3 separate regions of the Homo sapiens genome follow, and regions 1 and 3 are each linked to region 2. The links are chromatin loops, found by intact Hi-C in ENCODE. Cell type or tissue: sigmoid colon. All regions are shown on one strand.

Region 1 (8,000 bases), 130 kb after region 2:
TACCACTATTAGAAAGGTCTTCCTAGAACTCAAATTGTTCCTTGTTGAAGCTTCCACTTAGTGGTCATGGTTCTGCCTTCAGAATCAAATGGGATTTGTTTGTTCTAACTCTTTACTACTGACAGCACTGCCCCTCCCCCAAGTCATTTCTTTTACTGATTGTGTGATCTGTTTCCTCACAGGACATGGCATCTTGTCCCTCCCTCACCCTGACTGCCCTCCTTTGCACACCCATCCCTCTTCACCCATGGCTCTTACACATGGAAAATGTCAGGGCCTCAGCTCTGCTCTGGGCAGCGTGGGTTGATTCTAAATGGGCAGCTGCAAATGTAGGGGCCACTTAGAGTTTTGTAGTTTATGCTTTGCACAACTCCGGGGAGTGTCCTGTACATCACAGATGTGTATAGCTATTTTGATTTTCCAGAAAAATGGCAGTGAGGTATCCTGGGAAATAAGTGCATTTTTCTAATTTGTACAAATTGTCTTTTGGGCAAGTAGTAAATCAGTGCAAATTTGTGGCCTTCAGATAAAAAAATACAGATTTGGCTTACATTTTTTTCTCCTTCTTTTTTTTCTTATAGCTAGAGAATCAGTACCAACATTTTTTTAAATGTGAATTTTTGGGCCACATTTTAAAATTGGAATATTTAAGATTTAAAAAATCCAGATTTACAGCCTCTTTTTCTTTCTTTTTTGGAGATAGAGTCTTGCTTTGTTGCCCAGGCTGGAGCGCAGTGGCACGATCATAGCTCACTGCAGCCTCAAATTCCCGGCCTCAAGCGATCCTCCCACCTCAGCTTCCCTAGCAGCTGGGACTTCAGGTGTATGCAACCATGCCTGGCCAATTTTTGTATTTTTTTGTAGAAACCAGGTCTTGCTATGTTGCCCAGGTTGGCCTCCAACTCTTGGGCTCAAGTGATTTTCCTGCCTCAGCCTCCTGAAGTGTTGGGATTACAGGCGTGAGCCCTGTGCCTGGCCCAGCTTTTCTTTCTAAAAGAGTAAAAAGGTAAGATCTGGCCACACCAGTCTATCATTTTTGCATGACAACAATTGGCTGAAGCCGAGTGGCAACTGCCCCCTTTAGATGAGACAGAGGCTGTCTCTAGTTTGTCATGTTCACAGCTCCCCTGGTCTCCCAGACATTGGTGCCGAGTACTGGTTCTCACTTATCATCATCCTCGTGCTGCTATTTTTCTTAGAGAAATGTTCTGTTTCCGTGATTCTCCTCACACCTGGTTTGCCTTCTGCATGTGTTGTTATCTGTTGGCCACTGAAAGCCTTTGAGTTTGCAACTCTTGGTCCAAATTAGGTCAAAGGGGAAGCCCACTGCAGCCTCTTGTCACCTGGTGTGTTCTTTTTCCTGTTTCATTGCAGCAGCCGCAGGAAATCAGCCGGGGGGAAACCCCAGCCCAGGGGGTGCAACTACATCCAAGTCCTGCTGCATCCAGTAACACCACTGGGGATGTGCTGGCTGGACGGCACCACCCTTTCCTGGGAAGAGATGACTCAAGCCAGTGGAAGACCACACACCTTGAGAAGTAGAAGAGTCATAGGATTTGAAAGCTGTTAGAGAATTTAGCTTCCAGGACTGTTCAATCTTTTGGCTTCCCTGGGCCACATTGGAAGAATTGTCTTGGGTCACACATAAAATACAGTAACACTAATGATAGCTGTTGAACTTAAAAAAAAAAATCGCCAAAAAAAAAAATTTCATAATGTTTTAAGAAAGTTTATGAATTTGTGTTGGGCCGCATTCAAAGCCGTCCTGGGCTGCATGTGGCCCACGGGCCGTGGGTTGAACAAGCTTGGCTTATACCTTATCCAGTGGCTTTTAAACATTCTTTTAGTCTTGAGAACTGCCTATTGAGCTAAAACCAATATTCTAGCTTTCATAGACATCAGTTAAACATTTAATTACATTTAATTAATGCCAGATTCACTGGCTTGCTTAGAATCATTTTTGTTCTTATACTTTCAGTTAATGTATTGTAAAAATTTTCAATCATTTTCAAAAGTAGAGAATTGTACGTTGAATCCCCACATACCCATCACCCAGATTCCAATATCAAGATTTTGCTACATGCATTTCGTCTGTCCTTTTTACATTTTCTTTTCAATTTTTTTTCTTACCTGAAGTGTTTAAAGGCAAATCCTGGCCAGGCGTGGTGGCTCACACCTGTAATCCCAGCACTTCAGGAGGCTGAGGTGGGCAGACTGCATGAGCCCAGGAGTCTGAGACCAACCTGAGCAAAATGGCAAAACCCTGTCTCTACAAAAAATACAAAAATTAGCACTCACCTGTAGTCTCAGCTACCTGGGAGGCAGAGGTGAGAGGATCTCTTGAACCCAGGAGGCGGAAGTTGCAGTGAGCTGAGATCATGCTACTGCACTCCAGCTTGGGCGACCGAGCGAGACTCTGACTCAAACAAAAGCAAAAGAAAAGGCAAATCCCAAACATATCATTTCACACCTCTACTATCTCATCTTTAAAGAAATAAGTATGTTTTCTAACATAACCACATCACTGGCCCATGCAACCAATGCCTGCCTAATACCCAGCTGTGATCTATGCTTTGATGGGCTGCACAGACCCCAAGCTTCAGCAAAGGACTTGGGACCCCACCAGCTTTGAGTGCTGTTGACAGACCCTTAGTATCAACCCCATCAGGTGTTACTGCAGCCTTCCCCAGGGTGGCCTACACCCAATGACTGATCCATGCCAGGTGGAGAGGCCTGGCCATCTTGGCTGAGCATGGGATAACTGTGCAGGGCTGTTCCAGCTCCACGACTCCTCGTGGGGTCCACTAAGGCTGTCGCTGGGCTCACATCCCAACTCGACTTCTCCCTCTGCCCACTCCTATTTCCTTCCCTTCCCCAAGCATCGGTCCCCAGGGCACTGCTTAATAAGCATCCTGCAGACTAAGTCCATTTTAGAGTCTGCTTTCTGGGACACCCAACTTGTGATGCCAGCCCTTAATCAACCTTCCTTCATTCTCATGAACGTTTTCAATGGTTGGCTTGCCTGAATCTGATCCAAACAAATTCACATATTGAATTTAGTTGTTTCTTTTTGTTGGTTTTTAGAAAAAAGAAGATGTACTTTTTATTCTTGGATTTTTCATTGATTTCACAGAGTATAAATTAAGTCAGATTATTCTCAATTCCAGAACTTCTGTTTCTTAAATTAGCAGGCATTCTGTTGGTTTAAAAAGATAGATGTTGGCCGGGCGCGGTGGCTCACGCCTGTAATTCCAGCACTTTGGGAGGCCAAGGTGGGTGGATCACCTGAGGTCAGGAGTTCAAGACCAGCCTGGCCAACATGGTGAAACCCCATCTCTACTAAAAATACAAAAATTAGCTGGGTGTGGTGGTGTGCACCTGTAATCCCAGCTACTCAGGAGGCTGAGGCAGGAGAATCGCTTGAACCTGGGAGGCGAAGGTTGCAGTGAGCTGAGATCATGCCACTGCACTCCAGCCTGGGCAACAAGAGCAAGACTCCGTCTCAAAAAAAAAAAAAAGAAAAAAAAAAGATGTGGCAGATAGAATTTCTCTCTTTCTCTATCTTTCATGACGAGGTCTCACTCTGTCGCCCAGGCTGGAGTGCAGTGGTATGACCATAGCTCACTGGAGCCCCAGCTGCCCGGGCTCAAGCAATCCTCCATCTCAGCTTACCAAGCAGCGGTGACCACAGGCATGCACCACCATGCCCAGCTAATTTTTTAAAACCTATCTTTGTAGACATGGGGTCTCATTCTGTTGCCCAGGCTGGCCTCAAACTCCTGACTTCAAGCAATCCTCCTGCCTCAGCCTCCCAAAGTGTTGGGATTACAGGCGTGAGCCACTGCACCTGGCCAGGACTTATTTCTTTTAAACCGAATCTAAGTATGTTCTGGCAAGTATGCAATACCTAGCGGAATGCACTGGCCTGATCAGCATTCATACCATAGTAACTGATGTTGAAAACAGCACAAATAAACCAGAAGTTGAAAATGGCAATAACATGCTAAAAATTTGCAAGTCAATTTGTTACACTTGTCCAAATCTTGATTTTTTTTCCTTCTCTATCGTTCCCCCCCCACCACCAGCTTTATGGAGGTATAATTAGCAAATAAAAAGTATACATATTTAAGGTATACACTGTGATGTTTTGATATACATTGTGAAATGGTTACCATAATTAAGCTAATTAATATATCCATCACCTCACATAGCCATGGTTAAGTTTCTGAAGTCTCTTTTAATCTACAAAGTACTCCTTCCTTTTTTCCATTGTCATCACCTTGCAGAAACAGAGTCAGTTTTCCCACATTCTGTATTTATCTGTTTGTTTCTTTGTGGCCGCATGTAACACATTCCTCTGTCTCATTCTAATAAATGGACATTAGCTCTAGAACTTTTCTTCCTTCCACACTGAATGTTATGCAGAAACTAATATATTAAAACAGTTGCTTTGAGGAGAGGGAGCCACATGGTTTCCCCAAACGGTAAACCACTCATCTACTGTAATCTCTCTTTTTAGACACATGAGGAAATTGAAGGCCAGTGAGAAGACGGGGCTGGGCCAAGTTCCTGGCACAGTTCCCTGGCTTCCCTCCAGGAGATGCCCAGGATCACAGAGAACATAGTGTACAGGGCAGCCACATCCTGGTGGCCTCCACAGTAGATCAATCTGGGCTCCTGACGCATGGGCCCTGCTCATGTTTGCAGGTGGTGATGTCAATAGAGAACTGGGTCTGGAACTTGCATCTTTAAACTCCCAAACTAGATGTTCTGCCCTGCTGCAATGCACACCCTGATAGCAGTGGTCTTTAAGCAGAGGCCTGTCCTAAGAACATCACGTTTGGTGGTTACATGGCAGAGTAGCAAGGAGAAATAAGTGTCACTCAGGAACACACGGGCATTGATGTTGCTGGTCCTGACTCTGCTGCCATGTTTCTGAGTCCCTTCGGCAGGTTCCTTCTGCTCCACTTCCCAGCCTTCCCAATCTGTCAAAAAAAGGTCAAGATCCTTGCAGTGCCTCTCTCAGAGGACTATGGTTAGCACCAAATGAGACTGAGCTGAATGAGGATCACAGCTGATGCTGATTAAGTACTTACCATGTCCTAGGTACTGTGCACGATCTAATTTCATCCTAACAACAATACTCCAAGGGAGAAACTGTTACTAGCTCCATTTATCACATGGTGAGGAGCAGACTTAGAGAGGTTAGAAAACCTGCCCGAGGACACCTAGCTGATAAGCGGTAGAGCCAAGTTTCAAAGCCAAGCAGCTTAGGCCAGGCGTGGTGGCTCAATGCCTGTAATCCCAGCACTTTGGGAGGCCGAGGTGGATGGATCAACTAAGGTCAGGAGTTTGAGACCAGTCTGGCGAACATGGTGGAAACCCTGTCTCTACTAAAAATACAAAAATTAGCTGGGTGTGGTGGCGGGTGCCTGTAATCCCAGCTACTTGGGAGGCTGAGGCAGGAGAATCATTTGAATCCAGGAGGCAGAGGTTCCAGTGAGCCGAGATTGCACCATTGCACTCCAGCTGGGCAACAAGAGCGAGACTCCATCACAAAAAAAAAAAAAAAAAGCCAAGCAGCTTGACACCAGAACCCCAGAACCCCAGCTTGTAAGCATTTTCCTTGTACCATACTGCTTCTGCAAATCAGGTTTTATTGTTGTTTTTAAAGAACATAAGAACATAAAGGACCTTTGAGTTCAGCTAAGCAAATTGTTTCATATTTGGGAAAACCAGGGACCAAGGAGGTGGTCTGCCCAATTCACACAATACAGAAGTGGCAGAGATGGGTCCCAAAGGCAGGTCTTGAGGCTCTGCATCTGCCATCCTATTCCTTGCACTACGGGTAGGATCTACTCAGGAATTCCTGACTGATGGGGCCAGTGCCCTGCAGTGAACGGAAAGGCAGGCCTGTTCTCCTGAAGCTTACAACAGATGGGCAACAGGTACTGAGCCCTCAATCACACACATATTCTCATCACACCAGAGAACTCTGCCCCTAAGTGGAAACGTTCCTATTAATTTTAATGGGAAAAAATCATGATGTGTTCCCTTGCAATCAAAGAAATCCAAACAATCTTTACAGATGGGGAAAATAAATCACCTGAACAAGGAGAATATATGTATGAGTTTGTATGAGTTTATGTAATAAATAGCAACCTGAAAATAGTTTGCACATAACATAAAATGTAATCATTCATTGCACCTGTTCTTATTTTATTTATTTATTTTGAGATGGAGTCTTGCTCTGTTGCCCAGGCTCTGTTGCCACGACCTTGGCTCACTGCAACCTCCGCCTCCCGGGTTCAAGCGATTCTCCTGCCTCAGCCTCCCGAGTAGCTGGGATTACAGGCGCCCCTCACCACGCCGGGCTAATTTTTGTATTGTTAGTAGAGATGGGGTTTCACCACGTTGGCCAGGCTAGTCTCGAACTCCTAACCTCAGGTGATCCGCCCGCCTCAGCCTCCCAAAGTGCTGGGATTACAGATGCGAGCCACCGCGCCCAGCCTGTTCTTGTTTATATATAATTCTCTTTGCCAGTGTTTCAACCCTTTGGGGCTTATGGGTGTCTGGCATTTAAAAATAAAGTTAAAGCACAAAAAACAGCTTTAGGGCAAAATACAGGCTAACCCCTTTGAGACGTGAGGAAATAACACACAGGCACGCAACTGAGAGTCTTGGAAGATGCCACTTCCTCACCCTACTTGCTGGAAGTACACAAAGGAAAATGTTCTGAGCTCATTCAATTACCGCACACAATGCAGGCCTGCTCTCTATGAGATCCTCTGACCAGAAACCATTTTGTAATTACAAATTGATGAGTGTTTTGCCTGGAACCACAATGCCAAAATACCTCCTACAGTGCATTTATTCAATGTGCTTATGTGAAAGTTGATATACCAAAACAAGGAAGTCTTTGTTCAGAAAGTGGTATAGCTTTATAAAAGTCAGGGCAAAAAGTCGTTCATGGAACAGCTGTTATGTGAGATGAGTCTGAATGGTTATTTTATTTATTTATTATATTTTATTTACTTTACTTTTTCAGAGATGGGGGTCTCACTATGTTGCCCAGGCTGGCCTTGAACTCCTGGGCTCAAGTGATCCCCCACCTCAGCCCCTGTGCCTGGCACGAATGGATATTATGAACTGTGAAAAGTGCTCTGAAGGAGGGAGAAGTGTGGTGAGGTGAGGAGCAGACATCATCCGGGGTCTTATCTGAGAAGGTGACGCTGAAAACTGAAATCTCTTCCCCATTTAGTGGTCAGAGTGTCCCTCAATGAGCTCCCAGGACCAACAAGGAAAAACACACATGGGCAAAGCTGTGGGTGGTATTTTGTTTTTAATCTCCATAGTGTATTTGTTAAGTTTATTTATAAGCAGATCACTTCACTATTTACAGTACATGAGCATAGAGATTCTACAGTTTCTGTGATGTAAACAATAACCCCACAGTGGGAGTTTGAGAAAAGAAGCCAGTTCTGAAGTATTTACAGACATTAAAATAGAACTTTATACTCACAGAATAATAATACATAGAGCAATTTGGTTAAATTATCTAGGAAACTATAGAATCTGACAATGTACAAATACAAGAAAACATTTTCTCATTTAGAAGGTAAGACAGAGAAATCACACCAGAAATAAAATAGGGACGATGACAACCACAATATGTAAAAGCAAAGAAGGTTTCCTCCTTGCCTCTTACGGATAAAGTATTTATATAAATAAGGACACAACCCAACAAAATGGAAAAAATATATAAAAATCCTCTACCAATTAAAAAAAATAGCAAAACTAAAAACTTGATTCTCAATCATTAGCAGTGTCCTTTAAAAAATTAAAATTTAGCTTTCTATTATAAATAACAAAGCAGATGTGTCCCTCTGTGTAGGTGAAATTCTTGCACCTTTCTCAATAAATGCATCAATGTAATTCCACACACACACACACACACAAACACACACACACAGGCACAGACGTGTGTATGTGTGCACAGA
Region 2 (8,000 bases):
ACATCAGAATCACTTGGAAGGCTTGTTAAAACCCAAGGCTGCTAGGCCCACCCCCAGAGTTTGATACAGTAGACCTCAGGTGGGACCCAAAAATTTGCATTTCTAACACATTCTCAGCTGATGCAGTCCAGGCTCCATGCTTTGAAAACCACTGGTCTAGCTTTAGATAGGATATTGAGCCAATTTAAATAAAGCAATATACTGGTCTAGCTGAGTTCTAGAACTTCTCTCTTTAGCTGGCCATCTGAATACTCCCCCATCACTAATTGTTAAAAAAAGAATCAACTGTTCTTACTCTAGAGCTCTTTTTTCCTTTCTGCTGATTTGCTGGAAGCACTACAAGACTTCTGTTTGTTCGTTCGTTTGTTTGTTTGTTTGTTTTTAAAGATGGGGTCTTGTTATATTGCCTAGGCTGGAATGCAGTGGTTATTCACAGGCATGATTATAACACACTACTCTCTCTAACTCCTGGCCTCAAGCCATCCTCCCAAATAGATGGGACTACTGATGCACACTGCCATGCTGGCCTTACGAAATGTTTTAATAGGCATTTCACTAATAGGGATCTGGAGTACAAGGAAATACAGTGCATTTAAGACATAGGCTGGGCATGGTGGCTCATGCCTGTAATCCCAGCACATTGGGAAGATCACTTGAGGCAAGGAGTTTGAGACCAGACTGGCCAACACAGCGAGACCCCCATCTCTAAAAAAAAAAAAATTAATAAGACATGGATACAACCAGGGAGGGAGGTTATAATAATAGAGCATCCTGTTAATCAGAATCATGGGGGAGAACATACAGCCCAGCGTGCCTCTCACTTTCCAGAAAGGGTGAGAGGATCATTAGAGAGTTCATTAGAGAGTATTTATTCCTAATAAGTCAGATAAATGTCAGTTTCATTTTTAGAAGTTTCACACAATACCTGCTAATGGTGTGATGTCATTTTTCCCCCTGCTTCAGGTTAATTTTTTGGATATTTCAGAAACCCATAGCAATTCAGTGATTTTTCTTTTTGTAGTAGCTCAGTCAAAACAGGTAACAGCAGATTAATCATAGAAAATGTTGCTTCCACATTAACAAAACAATCACTGAAAAACAGCAGATGTTTAAATAGATTATTTTATAGCTTATTTTGGATATTTTTTCTTTTAATAAACTAATATGATCATTTGAATTAAAAGTACTGTACATATTTTAAATTCTTAACATGTGGGAGAGGCAAACTCTTCTGGCTAAGTCCTGTGGTTGTATTTCTTTGTCAGCTCCTTAATTGCTGTCATCATCCTCTCGTGTCAGGATTACTGCCACAGTATCTAATTCCTTCCCTCACCTTTCTCCTGCAGTCCATTCTGCACATATTGTTTGATCTATTGGCATCACACCATTTCCCCTGCCCAAGTGTCTGTAGTGGCTTTCAAATGCCTACAAAAAAAACTATTCAGCTGAGTTTTAGTATCCTCTATAGTTGACTACAACCTGCATTTCCAACTTGTTAGCTCGATACAATTCTGTGTACATAATGCTCCCTGAAGAGGCCATTGTTTTCTTTTACTGCATACCGACTTCTGCCTGTGTGCCTTGCCCAAATGCCTCATCCTGTTTTCTACTAAGCTAGGCCCTACACATTCAGGAACTAACTGGAATCCTCTTTCTTCCAGGCTTTCTTGGAGACTCCAGCAACTACTCCACCTGTTTTCCCCTCATCTTCTCCAAACTTCTTGTCTGTACCACTCAAATACTTAGATGTTTTCTAGATGTTCTCTGGCTCTTTAGACTGTAAGTTCCATGACAGCAGGGATCAGTCAACCTTTATAATCTTAATGGTGCCTAGGACTGTGCTGGACACATCGTAGGCACTTCAAAAAACATTTGTGTATAAATTGATAGACACGTACAATGTGTTGAAGCCACCTTATTTTTAAAGCTGTATTAAGCATTGATTCTACTAGAAATGGCTTGGAGATAAGGTAGGGTTTTATTCCATTTAAAAGGGTTTGCAAAATTTTTCCATGAATATAGTTGCCTCAAATATAATTCCAATCCAGGTTATAATCTCTGTTCTTTGATAATGAATTATATATAATGTAATTTGATAAGTATATAGAATATATACTATTTATAGTTGAACCCATGTCCCTCCACCAAAAAGTCATTGCAGGACTTCTGTTGGCTTCCATTTATACACACAAGACTTTAGTATGAAAGGGCTTGTCTAAGTGCTTTGCATATAGTAGATGTTCAGTAAATATGTGCTTAAACTTGCTTTTTTAAAAAAACAAATTTAACATCCCTGGCCGGGCATGGTGGCTCACACATCCCAGCACTTTGGGAAGCCAAGGCAGGCAGTTTGCCTGAGGTCAGGAGTTAGAGACCAGCCTGGCCAACATGGTGAAACCCTGTCTCTACTAAAAATACAAAAATTAGCTGGGCATGATGGTGGGCACCTGTAATACCAGCTACTTGGGAGAGTGAGGCAGGAGAACCACTTGAACCCTAGAGGTGGAGGTTGCCACTGCACTCCAGCCTGGGTGACAGAGTGAAACACCATCTAAAATAATAATAATAATAATAATAACAAATTTAACATTCTTGATTTACTTAATATATCATGATTTAGATCCTGGACTTCCATCGGAAGATGGAAATCATCCGAAAAAGAAAATTTTTTAGTTCAGTTTACACTGGCTAACACTTCGATTCTATTGGATATCAGGGGTTTTTGGTACTTTGTTAAGCTAAAAGAGGTTGATATTATCCCTCGTCAGGCTTTCTGTGGCTTCTCCGTGCCTCTTTGGTCACTCCAACCTCACTTGAGTGGCAACCCCACTTCTGCTCCAGTTGACTAATCCTCTCTGTAGGCCAACATACTATACCTAGGCACCTACCTCAATTGTGTTGTCATGAGGATAAAAAGGTGTACCTGAGACTAAGTGTTCTATAAATGCACTCTATTGTCATTCCATCCCTATTTGGAACATAATGAGTATCATCTAGAGTCAAGGACCTGCCTTATCAGCCCTTTTTTCCACTGACAGGTCTTGGGGTTCAGTGTTTGAGAGCCACCAGCCTAATCAATAGATGATAATTCAAGTTTTCTGTGCCATTACTCATAAGGGCCCTGATTCAAAAGCAAGTAAGCTAAGATTTATTGTCTATTATATTTCAAGCACTGTTTACTTATTATTTAATATTTTTAGTAAATCATAATACAAAACCACAGTAGACTCAGATAATTTAATTCCAAGGTTGTGGACCTATTAAACTGCTGTTCATGCTACCTGAAGCCAGACTTATCTTTAAAGTGGAATGTGGTAGCATACTGTGGCCACCAGAGGGCACAGGTGGACTACATAGGGAGACAGCGTCAACTGAAGAAACCTTTGGAGCTGCCACTTGTAATTTCTCTGATGTGGTACAGATTGAGAGGGAAGGCAACAAGGAAAGAAGGAAGAGACATAGGATGTTGGACTTGTTCAAACAATTTACCTAGAAGTAACTGCCTGGGACCACCTAATCCCCTCCATTACATACCATCTCTTCTCTAGAGACTTTTCCCAACCTATTAATAACCATAGGCCAGGCTGAGCATGGTGGCTCATGTCTGTAATCCCAGCACTTTGGGTGGCTGAGGCAGGAGGAATGCTTGAGCCCAGGAGTTTGAGAGCAGCCTGAGCAACATAGCAAGACCCCGTTCCTACAAAAATGAAATTAGTCAGATGTGGTGGCTCATGCCTGTAATCCCAGCTACTCGGAAGGCTGAGGCGGAAGAATTACTTGAGCCTAGGAGTTTGAGACTGCAGTGAGCCATGATTGCGCCACTGCACTCCAGCCTGGGTGAAAGAGCAAGACCCTGTCTCAAAAAAAGGCAAAAACCCAAAACCAAAAAACCATAGGCTATGTAACTGATCGTGGATAGACACTCAAGCTCTGGAAATGAGGCAGTATTAGGGAAATAATTACCCAACAAACATATCCATGTTTGCAGTAATAACTTATTTAACCTTATAAACCCACTGCAGGTCATAGGAGCTCTAAGGATGGAGCACATGGCCCTACTCTCAAGAAGCTTAGTAGAAGAGATAGACGGGACGTGGGGGAGTGAGTGGTAAATGTCATTTTTGAGAATATGCAAATAATATATTTTACTCTTTATGAGTGGTAAATGTCATTTTAGAGGATATGCAAAGATATACAGGAGTATAGAGGTGGACCCTAAAGGAGCCCCTGAATGAGAGAAGAGGAATTCAGTAGGAAATGTTGCTAAGGAAAAGGGACATTTGATAAGTATCTGGAAGGAAAAGTAGGGAGTTAGGGAGATGGGGCTGGGAGGCAACTCCTGGCAGAACAGCATATATAAAGGCCTGGGGTATTTTTTTTTAATGGCCCATTTGGGAGCACCTAAGGTTGGTGGGTGGTAAGCCAAGCAAAGGATGTGTGGTAGAACGAAAGGCTGGAGATGTAAGGGCAGAGTTTTTTAAGTCTTGTGGGTTAGACCATTTATTTTGAACTTATCCTAAAGGCACTAGAGACCCCTTCTACTTGCCCTAAGTAGCAATGGTCAACTTCTTTTTAATTAAAATAATTGATAACTAGTATGGAGGTTGGATTGTAGAAAAGCAGATAAACTAGTTAGGCTGTGGTATAGTACTGAAGAGAAATAATTAACACTGAGGGGTAGGAAAAACATGTTGGATTTGAGAGGCATTTACAAGGTAAGATGGATTTAGTGTGGGAGTTGTAAAGGGAGATTTCATGAAATTTCAGGTTTCTGCTTAAGTGGCTGGGTCGTGCCAGGATCAAAGTATGTTACCAGGAGAAAGGAAGACAAGTTTGAGGGTCATGTTACATGTGAGATGTCTCTGGGCATCCAGGCAGTTGTCTGTTAACAACCAGCCCTGGAGATTTATATACAGACAGATAGACTGTTTGGCGTTCTAGAATGGTTAGGCTAGAAATATTTTTTGGCTGCCACAGATAGCACGGTGATTGAGGACATACATGTGGATGAAGTTATGTAGAGTGGGCTTATAATGCAAGGTGTTCAACATATGGGAGTCCATGAGCCAACCTTTTTAGAGCTATACGTGTATACCTGCACATGTGGCTATTTCCCTGAGTCATACTTTCATCAGCCTCAACTGGATCTGAAAACAAAATACTTAAGCAGTGGTATTAAGTGAAGAGAGAAGAGGCCAAGGACACAAGCCCTGAAAGGACAGATGGGGAAGTGAGGCCCTCCAAGATGGCTGACAGAGATGCTCCAGAATGACTGAGTGTACCTCACAGGGCTCTGGATCCTAGGTGCTGCTCACAGGCAGGAGTGCACACTACGGTAAGACTGGAAGGACCCTTAGACTATTCAACTCCTTCACTCTGTGAGGTGGGAATGAGGTTGGGAGAATGCTCAGGGTTACTGCAAAAGGAGGACTAAAAACTGTCCTTAACCCTGTACCCTCATGAACTGAGCGAGGCATAAAGAGGAGGACATTCTGGGAGAGGCTTCATGGCATGTATAGGGTGAGAGTAGTGCTCTATTTCCTTACAAAATGGTGTGCTCCAATCAGGAATCTACTCCTAGTTCTCTCAGTCATCAGAAGGTGTTAGCCTCTATTTACTGATGGAAAAAAAATGTGGCTCAAAGGTCACTTGCCCAAATTCAGAGTTAAGATAGTAGTAAAACATGATCCAAAATTGGGCTTTCTGATCCCAGTACTGTATGGAATAGGAGTCACGCACGCCTATAATCCCAGCATTTTGGAAGGCCAAGGCGGGAGGAATGCTTGAGCCCAGGAGTTCAAGATCAACCTGGGCAACATGGTAAAACCCCGTCTCTACAAAAAATAGAAAAGACTAGCCGGAGTGTAGTGGCACACACCTATAACCCCAGCTGCTCAGGAGGCTGAAGCAGGAGGATTGCTTAAGCCCAGGTCAAGACTGCAGTGAGCCATGATTGCGCCACTGCACTTCTAGCCTCAGCGACAGGGCAAGACCCTGTCTCAAAACAAACAAACAAAAAACAGAAAGGGTCCTCAAGCAATCTAGTCCTCCTCCCCTCTTCACCAAAGGTTTAAGTGACTCATTCAAGACCATAAAGGAAAAAGAATTGGATTTCTTTATGTCCTTCTCCGAGGACAGATCCTTTTGTTATGACTGGGAAACATTAATGACTGAATTACTCTCCAAATGTAACAGATGATTTTTTTTTTCTTTAGATGGAGTTTCGCTCTGTCGTCCAGGCTGGAGTGCAATGGCCTGATCTTGGCTCACTGCAACCCCTGCCTCCTGGGTTCAAGCAATGCTCTGCCGCAAGCCTCCCGAGTAGCTGGGATTACAGGTGCCTGCCACCACGCCCGGCTAATTTTTGTATTTTTAGTAGAGACGGGGTTTCACCATCTTGGCCAGGCTGGTCTTGAACTCCTGACCTCGTGATCCACCTGCCTCAGCCTCCCAAAGTGCTGGGATTACAGGCGTGAGCCACCGTGCCCAGCCTAACACATGATATTTTATTTTATTTATGTATTTTTTTGAGACAGAGTCTCGCTCTGTCACCCAGCCTGGAGTGCAGTGGTGTGATCTCGGCTCACTGCAACCTCTGCCTCCCATGTTCAAGCAATTCTCATGCCCCAGCCTCCTGAGTAGCTGGGACTACAGGTGTGCACCACCAAACCCAGCTAATTTTTGCATTTTTAGTAGAGACGGGGTTTCACCACGTTGGCCAGGCTGGTCTTGAACTCCTGACTTCAGGTGATCCACCCGCCTGAGCCTCCCAAAATGCTGGGATTATAGGTGTGGGCCACTGAGCCTGGCCAACAGATGGTATTTTAAAACTCACTGGGGCCTAAATGTGTTTTAGTCAGAACCCTCCTTGCACTTAAATAATTTAAATACAGAGTAATGTATTATTAGAGTAACAATTTATTAGCAGACAAAACAAATGAAACCTCTAAATCTCAACACACATACAGGATCTTACATAATAAACAGCATAAAACATAAGCTTCTAGAAGAAAAGTATCTGCTATTAACCAACTCCCCCTCCTTTCCAGTAGGCTGCAATACATTAATAACTCATCCTCATCCCATAAGAGGGTTAAGCAATGATTTACATGGAATTACATCAAGGCACTTGCTTTAATTAAAAAATACAGTATAAAACATGTTCCTAAAAGTCATCAACCTTGAATAATTAAAGAAAAAACAGGCAGTATACTTTTTTGGTGAATAGACAAGACTGAGAATTTAAGTTCATTCACCTGTCACCCTGATATTGTCTTGGTTTGTGTACAAAGTTCCAAAGAAGACAAAAAAAGGTAGCCTATTACATAGATTGGTATGTTCATACACACTCATTTCTGAGAAACAGAAGCCATGGCAGCAACAGGACTCAAACCATAATTTTCCAACTGATTTGTGTTGAAAAGGCAAGGGCTATTTGATCCCATGTATCTTATTATTTTAGGGATGACGCATGAGATAAGGGAAGAGAACATCTCCAAAATAAGTTGATTAAAGCTTCAGTTGAAAGACCTTTTTGGCTTAAGTTGCTTAGCTATAGACTTACAAACATAGTATCTACAATAAAGGCATTTAGTGTCCTTCATTATTCCAGTTTTTAGACTTCAGTCCATTCTTTTCCAATTTTCAACACTGAGATAAAAAATACACACCAGAGAATCCACTATTTACTACAATGCTTACTTTTTAACTGTACTTAACATGTTTACTTTAAAATTTCAGTTGCAAAACTTTTTTTTAAGTCCTTATCAGGATAAAAATTACCTTATAAAAATAAATCTCCCCACCTCTGACATCTAAATTCTCCATCCCTGTAAGTTACTAAATTTTTTTTAAACCTTAAAAATTTACCTTTAACGTATTTCAATAGTATTTTAATACACGGACTATAATAACAAACCAGCTGGTATATTATTTTGTCCTTTTCCATTATAATTTTCATTCTTGTAATTAGCAACCAAGTTAATGATTGCATTCAGGAT
Region 3 (8,000 bases), 160 kb after region 2:
GAGAAAAAGGAAAATCCATGGGGGTTTCTAGAGAAGTTCTCGACTCTTCCCAGGCAATTCTATGAATGCAGGCCCAGCCCAAACACCTCTGAGCTGGGCAGGAGAGAAAGGAGACCAGGGAAGCTCCAGCTTGGGGGATGTATTTCAACATGAAGAGAACCTGGGCAACTGCCTAATGTGGAGATGGAGTGCTTTAGCTCACAGCAAAGCAAGGCTGAAGCCAAACCTTTGACATTGGACCACTGTAGGGCAGAAGCTACCCCCGGGAAAGAATGGAGCCAGAAAGAGAGGCTCAGCGAAGTCGGCAGAACGCAGCTGTGACTGACGAATCCTAGCTTCTACAGTAAGGGCTTGCTGGAGAAATTGCTGCGGACCTCACTTTGAGGAACAAAAAATTTAGGGCTTCTTAACAAGTTTGCGGGGAGCCCACAAACCCCCTAAAATTGAATGCCCAGTTAGATGTGTATGCACATTTTAATATGGAGATGGGCCTTTGCTTTAATCAGGTTTTCAAACAGTTAAGAACACTTGTTGTAGATGTATAAACATAAAGCTGAAGTCTTTTTACATTTTATTTAACAAAAAAAAATTTTTTTTTGCTAGTCCCTTTAGAAGGGAAGAAGAGGTATCTTCGCAAGACCTAAATTCTGGTCTCAGAGTATGATACTCTAGCAATGTCATCATCATCACCTGGGGACTTGTTGGAAACGCCAATCCCTGCCCCTGCCCCTGCCCCTGCCCCACCCCAGACCTACAGATCAGACACCCGGGTGTGGGCCGGCCAGTGGAGGCGCAACAAATCCTGCAGCGGATTCGGCAGCTGGGCTCTAGCCCAAGAGCAGCATCTAGTGGCCACTCAGCTTCACCTCAACACAGGGCTGGGGATGATGACACTGACTGTCCTCAAGCCTTCCCCAGGGAGAATCAGGACCCACTGTGATCAGAGAGGAGCAACCAGTACCCTCTGAATCTGCCAAACCTCCATTTTTTCTGCCCAGCTCCCCAGCTGACTTTTGGACTGGCTTCTTCTCCAGTCTGGTTCAGCGAGCGAGGATGATACGAGCAAGCGGGCTCATGAGGCATCATCCCTCCACTGAGGTCAAAGCCCTTCGAGGGGCAGCCAACTGGTGAAAGCCACAGCACAACTCAGCATGACCCAGAAACCTTATCAATGCTTTATGTCCAGGTATTTTCCAGAGCACAGATTAGAATTACACTAATCTTTCTTTTACTTATAAACATCCCTAGAATTCAAACTGTTGGGGCAGGTATGTTTGCACAAAAACTTATCCATTTTACAAACATAAAAGCAAAAAGTACAAATGGATAAGGGACAAGTTCCTTTATAGACGTAAGCCCACAAATAGCCAGGAGTGGGTTTTCTTTCTTTCTGGAGGCCAGGATGTTTGGGACACTCTCGATTTCACAGACCAGGCTGTGCCTGCCTCCAGAACTCACCCACAACTGCCCCAGAAGACCACCTTCAAGGCTCCTGACCAAGACATGGGCCACACTGGGAGATGCAGCCTCAGTTTCAGAGCAAGCTTCCCAGGGATCCTCCCTCCTGGGGCTCCTGGCTCCCCGGGAACTGGGATCCTCCACTGCCCGCTGCCTCTCCTGCAGCCCCCTGTTCATACCTGAAGTTCCTTCGAGTGGCTGGTGACCAGGAGTGGCAGGGTGAAGAGCCAGAGCTTGAGCGGCTGCGGGAACAGAGCTGCCGGTTGGCCTTGCTTGGTGGGCTCTGGTAGGGGCAGTGGTCAGAGCAAGTGGGGCTGACCCCTGAGTCCTCTTCTTCATCGTCCTCCTCCTCCTCCTCCCCTTCTTCCTCTTCCTCCTCTGGGAGGAAGCTGCTCTCGCCGCTGCTGCTGCTGCTGTCTTCAAAGACAGTGTCATACTCAGGGCTCTTGCAGGAGGCCAGGTCTTCCTCCTCCAGGGCGGTCTCCAGCAGCCCAAAGTGTTTGGTGAGGCTGGCACGGATCTCATGGTCTCTCAGCAGCGTGCTGTCCTTGGGTGGGGCGCCAGCATCACAGCTTCTGTCTTCCTCCCTGCCAGGGGCCTGTGCCTCAGCCCAAGGGGCACCCTGCTGGGGCCAGTCCTCAAGGTGAACCCCAGACGGCTCCCAGGACCTCAGCACCTTCCTTTGCAGGACGCCTTCTGGTCGGAGCACCTGGCAGTAGTCATGGTCTCCAAAGGAACAGGAGAAGGGACGCTTCTGGCCAGCCTGGGAGGCTGGCTGGGCTGTGGCATGTCGCAGGTGGGACAGGAGCTCACTTCGCTCTGGGTGCTTCTTTGGCAGCTTGTGGGCAGCCCCTGGGGTGGCCTTGAGTGAGAGGCCCTCAGGGGAGGGGAGGCTGAGAGCTATTTCTTTGCCTAGACTATGCTTGATGTCTGGTTTGAAGGGATCCTCCTCTGTGGGCTTGTACGGTGGTGTGGTGGGTGGGGTGAGTCCTGCCCGAGGAAGAGGAGAAAGGTAAGATAAAGACAGATCACTTCTCCAAGGGACACTAAGACCCTAAGTTTGGGGCCAAGCCTGGTAGCTCACACCTATAATCCCAACATTTTGGGAGGGTGAGGTGGGTGGATTACTTGAGGCCAGGAGCTCGAGACCAGCCTGGCCAACACGGTGAAATCATGTCTCTACTAAAATACAAAAAAATTAAACAGGCTTGTTGGTGCAGTGAGCCAAGATCGTGCCACTGCACTCCAGCCTGGACAACATAGTAAGACTATGTCTCAAAAAAAAAAAAAAAAAGAAAAAAAAAAGACCCTAGTTTGGGATGGCAATAAAATGGCCAAGTGCCTTTACTCCCCCAACCCAGTGGATGGCAGACATCACTAACTGATCACTGCACTGCTGGCTGAGCCTGGAGGTAGGCTGGGAATCCTCCAATTCTTTGGAGTTGGCATGTGATGAAATCCATTTGCCATCCCTTCTGTGACCTACTAATGGCAGCTGGAACCTCCCAGTCATCCAAATACCTCTTCCTGATCTACGTCCAATCGTTCAACAAACCCTCCCAACTATACCTCTCATATGCCTCTGGTGTTTCCCATGACGGAGAGGGGGCAGGCACCGCAGATAAAACTGCCCACCTGGGCTGGGTGCGGTGGCTCACGCCTGTAATGCTGGTTCATTCCCAGTGAGTCTTCTTTATGGTACCTATTGCAATTTGTAATGATCTTCCTTTTCTGTTTGCTTTTTGACTGCCTATAACATAAGCCCCGTGAAGGCAGGCATCTTGCGCATCGTTCATTGCGTGGCACCTTGCCCATGCATGATGAAAAACTCAGAGATGCACGGGTGTTTTCCTGAAGGCACCTGCCAGTGGAAGCCCCCTGGCTCACCTGCTGTGCCACAGAGCTCCACTGTCAAGGTCTGCTCAAAGCTCTTCTTGCCAAAAGTTGGGTCGCTGGTGGAGGCAGGGAGGACAGAAAGGAAAGAAGCAAGTCAGCAGCAGGCATCCACCTCCCCGCCCATGAAAGGGTCGCAGGGAGTGCTGTGACAGGCCCTGGTTCCACTGCCCATGGAAATGGAGCCTGAGATGCATTCGCTCTGGGGGAAACCCCATCCCGGCTGTTAGAGGAATTCAAGCTGCACAGCTCTTTTAGGAGACACAGGCAAGGTTCACTGGAGGGTAAATAGAGGACAAGTGTTGTCAGCCTCCTTATTTTATAGAGGGAGCAACCGAGGCCCAGAAGGAGGAACGGACTTGCTGAAAGCCACAGGGCACTGTCAGAAAAGAACTCTTTTCAGGGCCCCCAAGAGGACAGGTTATGAAATGGCCTGAGGCCTTTCCTCTGGCCTGCAAAAGTCAGTTTCTAAACACCAACTCCCTTCTAAAGGAGCCCAGCTCCTGAGGGTCCCAGATGACAATCAGGGCACAGGGTGTGGGGCCGGGGCCAGGGGTGGGCGCTGATGAATCCCCCATCACCACCAACACACACATCCAACAAGACAAAATCTCATGGAACAATACACCAATAATTTCTAAAAATCTACCTTTGTGACAAGGCCAGCATGAGGCACCTGGGAGAGTCTGAAAAGAAGACACAGAAAAATAAGATTCCCCAATATGGTATCACTAGCAGATGTTTCCCCTCTGGAGGAGACCCTAGGCCTCCACTGGTGCCAAGCACAGCTGCCCTTTGGGCAGGTGACCAAACACCTCTGCCACTTTTAGAGAAGGGCAGAACAACTCAAATCCACCTTCCATCCTAGTCTCAGCTGGGAGAGCGACTTGATTTTGCAGAAAGTACAAACAGGTGCAAGAGTGACCCCTTCTGGCTAAACGTGTAGCACAGTGAGGAAGAACTTGACTCTAAGTCCCACTGCTGTGAGCTCTGGACAGACAGCCCTGCATAGGGCTCATCATTAAGTAGCTCTGTGCCTGAGTTTCTGTATCATAAAATGGAGACGATGACAGTCCCTACCAGAGAGCCTTCTTGTGAGGACTCAATAGGGACAATCTGTTCATCTGAGACCAGTGCCAGCACGGTAAGTATACAGTGGCTAACTGTTGTTATCATTACTGCTATTAGCAGCATTTAAAACTCTAGCTGCATTGTGGAGCTGAACTTATAGCCTTACGCTTCTGTCACATCATCCCCAGTGAGTCTTCTTTACAGTACCTATTGCAATTTTGTAATTATCCTCCTTTTCTGTTTACTTTTTGACTGCCTGCTTAATTCATTAAGTGGCACCTTGCCCATGCAAGATGAAAAACTCAGAGATGCATAGGTGTTCTTCTGAAGATCTGCTCCAACTAGCCCAAAGAAAAGCTGAAAGCCAGGGAGGGGAAGGGACTTGTCCAAACCCATATAACACTTTGTTGGGGGACGGGGACTTGAACACAGGGCTCCTGGCTCCCAGTGCAGAGGGGCATGCTGCACCCCATCCCTGCCCCCACTTCGCAGACCACCAACTCTGACTACCTCTGGGAGGGAGCTGCGGGCAGCTGGGGTCCTCATCCATGTCCCCACACCCACTCTCACAGGGGCTCTCCAGGGCAGGGATCTGGGGTCCCCGTAGGAGCTGCTGGTCTTGGCCACTGTCCTCGTCCGTGGGGCTGCCCAGCTCCCGCTCTACGTCGTAGGCCTTGGGAGCCAGGCACAGTGAGGGCAGAGCACCTTGGGGCTCCGAGGGGACCAGCGGCTCATCTGCAAATGTCAGCCAGGGGCCCAGCTCAGGGTTCAGTCTCCGAGAACGCCGCACGGGGCACACAGAGCTCTCCAGCTTCCTCCCCAGCTTCGTCCATGGCAGGCCTCGGCCTGGCCTTTTCCTGCCCCACTCCTCCTCCTCCTCTTTTTCTTCTTCCTCTTCCTCCTCCTCTTCTTCCTCGTCTTCCTCCTCCTGCTGCTGCAGTCTGGCAGGCCGGCGGACCTCCCTTTTCACCTCCAGCCGCAGTGGGCGCAGGCTTGGTCTGGGCCCGGTGCTCTTGGGTGAAGCTGCGATCCTTACCTCCTCCACCGAGGACGGGCGACCAGGGGAGGCCTGACTGTCTTTGGGGGGCCTGGGCCTTGACCGAGGTGTGAGGGAGGCATAAACAGGCGTGGCCAGACGGTAGGGTTTGCTGACATCACAGAGCACGTCTTGAGCCAGAAGTTCCCTCAGAATGGAGAACTCAGCCCAGGAGGCTTTGGAGTGGTGCCGGGACCAGGGCCGGGATCTGACCTGCTGGGAGGGGTTGCTGCAGGCCTTGGGGAGTGGCTCAGGGGTCTGTGGGGGCAGCTTCCTCTGGGGGAGGCAGTAGGTGTGCATGTAGCGTATGAGTTGCACCATCGCCTGCATGTCTTCCTGGGAAACCGGGGCACCGGGGTCTGCCCTGCCCAGAGCTAGGGAGTCCCGGGGAGAGGCTGGAGCTGGCTGGGGGCTCGGGCAGTCCTCACCCGGCTCCTTGTCCTCCTTGGCAGGGAGCCGGGGACTCTGGAGGCATGGTGGCTGCAGACCCCGATCCTGCAGGCAGCACTGTGCCGAGGTGAGGTGCTTATGTAGTTCTGTACAACTTCGGCTCTGAGACTGCATCATGGGAGCCTTCTTGTCTTGGGTGCTGTCCGCCTAGAGAGGGAGAGAGGCCAGAGTGAGGAAGGAGGCCCAAACACTCCTCCCATGTGTCTCATCCGCATGGTCACTGGCTGGCCCATTGTGTCTCACCTGGATCATAGGAACAGCCAGGTTTCCTTCATTCCGTCCCCAGCTTCCCACACAGAGCCGGGCACCTGGCTGTGCTCAGTGGATGAGGAATGAAGGAAAGACCAGCCTCCTAACAGCTCTCCCAGCCATGGAATTTCGCCCCTGCAGACCCTTCCAGATTCACTGACAAAGCCCCACTCTGACCATTCCGCCTCCCTGCTCCGTACCCCTCAGCCAAGAGCCGGGCAGTAGGTTCATGGTAGCCTGGAGCTGGGCGTAGGAAGGACTTGCTACAAATGAGCACTGGGGGATTCATCGATCTCGGCCCACTGCAACCTCTGCTTCCCAGGTTCAAGCGATTCTCCTGCCTCAGCCTCCCGAGTAGTTGGGATTACAGGCGTGCATCACCACACCCGGCTAATTTTTTGTATTTTTTAGTAGAGACAAGGTTTCACCACGTTGGCCAGGCTGGTCTTGAACTCCTGAGCTCAAGTGATCCTCCCGCCTCAGCCTCCCAAAGTGCTGGGATTACAGGCGTGAGCCACCGCGACCAGCCTGAATGATGGATATGTTCTAAAACTGGATAATGGTCACAATTGCATGGGTATAAGTTTACTAAAAGTCATAGAATTGTTTACAATAGGTGGCTTTTATGTATGTAAATTGCACTTCAATAAAGTTTAAAAAAACAAAAAATTCAGTAGCTCCTAGTGCCCACAGGATAAAGGGGAGGCTCCATGGCTGGGTGTCTGAGGTCCTCTGCACTCGCACCAGCCAACCTCTCCAGTCTTATTCGCCCCGCTTGTCCACACTGGGGCTTTCCCCCCAAGTGTGACTCATCGTTGTGCTGGGACTTTCTAGCAATGGCTGTCAGATGCATCTCACCTCTCTGGGGAGCTTCTTAGGCTCCCAGAGGGCAAACAGCTGGCTCACAATGGGGTGTGGCTGCTGCCCCTTCAACAGAATGAGGCACGAGAGGGTGGACCTTTGTTTCAGGAGGGTCAGCCAGGACAAATAGGGAGGGAGCATAGGGACTCATTCCCCAGAGAAGCCCCAGCAAGGGAGAGGCTCCTACACTGAGCTGCTGTCTGAGAGGTCCCGATTCTGCCTCTGAGGATGTAGGATTGGATGCAACAGTTCCCAGGAGAAGCGTCCAGGACCAGGAAGAGGAGGGGTTGTGTGTAGCCTTTGAGGACAGGACCCTTTGAAAAACACCTGTTACGCCTCTTCTTGTTAGGCTTGGAAGATGGGGCTCAAGGAGGAAAAGGGATGTTCTTTGACCCTGGATGTCTATGGCAGAGCTTTAAACCCTCCAATGGGCTCCCTGAGGGGGGAAAAAAAATCCAAACTATTTACTGTGGCCTCCACAACCAGCGCAATCTTGCATTTTGGTCTGTCACACTGTTGGAATACAGTCCTCTGAAGCCTGGCCACACTTTCCTCATCCTTGCTCTAAGCTGCATTAACATCTACCAGTGTCTGGAACACTAAAGTGTGAGAAAGTCCAGGGCTCCTTCCAGAAAACCCTAAACTAGGCTGGATCTCCAGAAGCAGTGCCCAGGACACCAGCTACAAGGGCTGTGGGAGGAGTGGGAAGAGATATTGGAGGTTGACTGAACTCGCTATCCTCCACCAGAGCTGAAGGCTGCAGCCCCAACAGACACCTGGGGTAGATTTGGGGGCATGTGAAGAAATACCTTAACACAAGGCCGTTGACTTTTAGATCTGAGGCCTGCCTGGCGCCAGGCGGTCCCTTCCTTCTGGGTGTCAGAGCTTGATGTTGGGTAGGATGTGGCCAGGAGGAGCTTCTGCAGCTGAGGGAAAAGCAGAGAGGACAGGAGCCGGGGCTGAGCCACAGCCAGAGGACATG

What was found. Peaks named below come from ENCODE experiments on the same cell type or tissue, not always from the same donor. Only the 100,000 strongest peaks of a DNase experiment are listed, where the experiment ranks them.
Region 1: a loop joins it to region 2, with 3 times the contacts of the local background. A loop is called at or near these places in 25 of 110 quality-filtered maps.
Region 3: a loop joins it to region 2, with 8 times the contacts of the local background. A loop is called at or near these places in 104 of 110 quality-filtered maps.

Annotation. Positions count from the first base shown.
Region 1 is chr5:149,854,346-149,862,345 of GRCh38, reverse strand. PPARGC1B (PPARG coactivator 1 beta) reads right to left here. Exons shown (of 12, transcript NM_133263.4): 12 at 7,324-8,000. It overlaps PDE6A (phosphodiesterase 6A), which reads left to right. Exons shown (of 22, transcript NM_000440.3): 22 at 1,375-4,393. The coding sequence ends at 1,451. Among named protein-coding and RNA genes, the nearest start is that of PDE6A, 86 kb to the left of the region's middle. In sigmoid colon, no CTCF peak of the experiment used is centred here; a DNase peak (open chromatin) is centred at 4,615; H3K27ac peaks cover 942 bases.
Region 2 is chr5:149,986,301-149,994,300 of GRCh38, reverse strand. It overlaps SLC26A2 (solute carrier family 26 member 2), which reads right to left. Exons shown (of 3, transcript NM_000112.4): 3 at 6,901-8,000. It overlaps TIGD6 (tigger transposable element derived 6), which reads left to right. Exons shown (of 2, transcript NM_030953.4): 2 at 1-1,183. Among named protein-coding and RNA genes, the nearest start is that of TIGD6, 10 kb to the left of the region's middle. RefSeq lists an enhancer at 3,411-3,470. In sigmoid colon, a CTCF peak has its summit at 3,302 (motif pointing right); a DNase peak (open chromatin) is centred at 3,350; H3K27ac peaks cover 202 bases.
Region 3 is chr5:149,830,711-149,838,710 of GRCh38, reverse strand. It overlaps PPARGC1B (PPARG coactivator 1 beta), which reads right to left. Exons shown (of 12, transcript NM_133263.4): 4 at 7,828-7,944; 5 at 4,933-6,055; 6 at 4,001-4,037; 7 at 3,346-3,410; 8 at 1,638-2,448. Among named protein-coding and RNA genes, the nearest start is that of MIR378A, 100 kb to the right of the region's middle. RefSeq lists an enhancer at 6,865-7,074. In sigmoid colon, a CTCF peak has its summit at 4,278 (motif pointing left); a DNase peak (open chromatin) is centred at 4,256.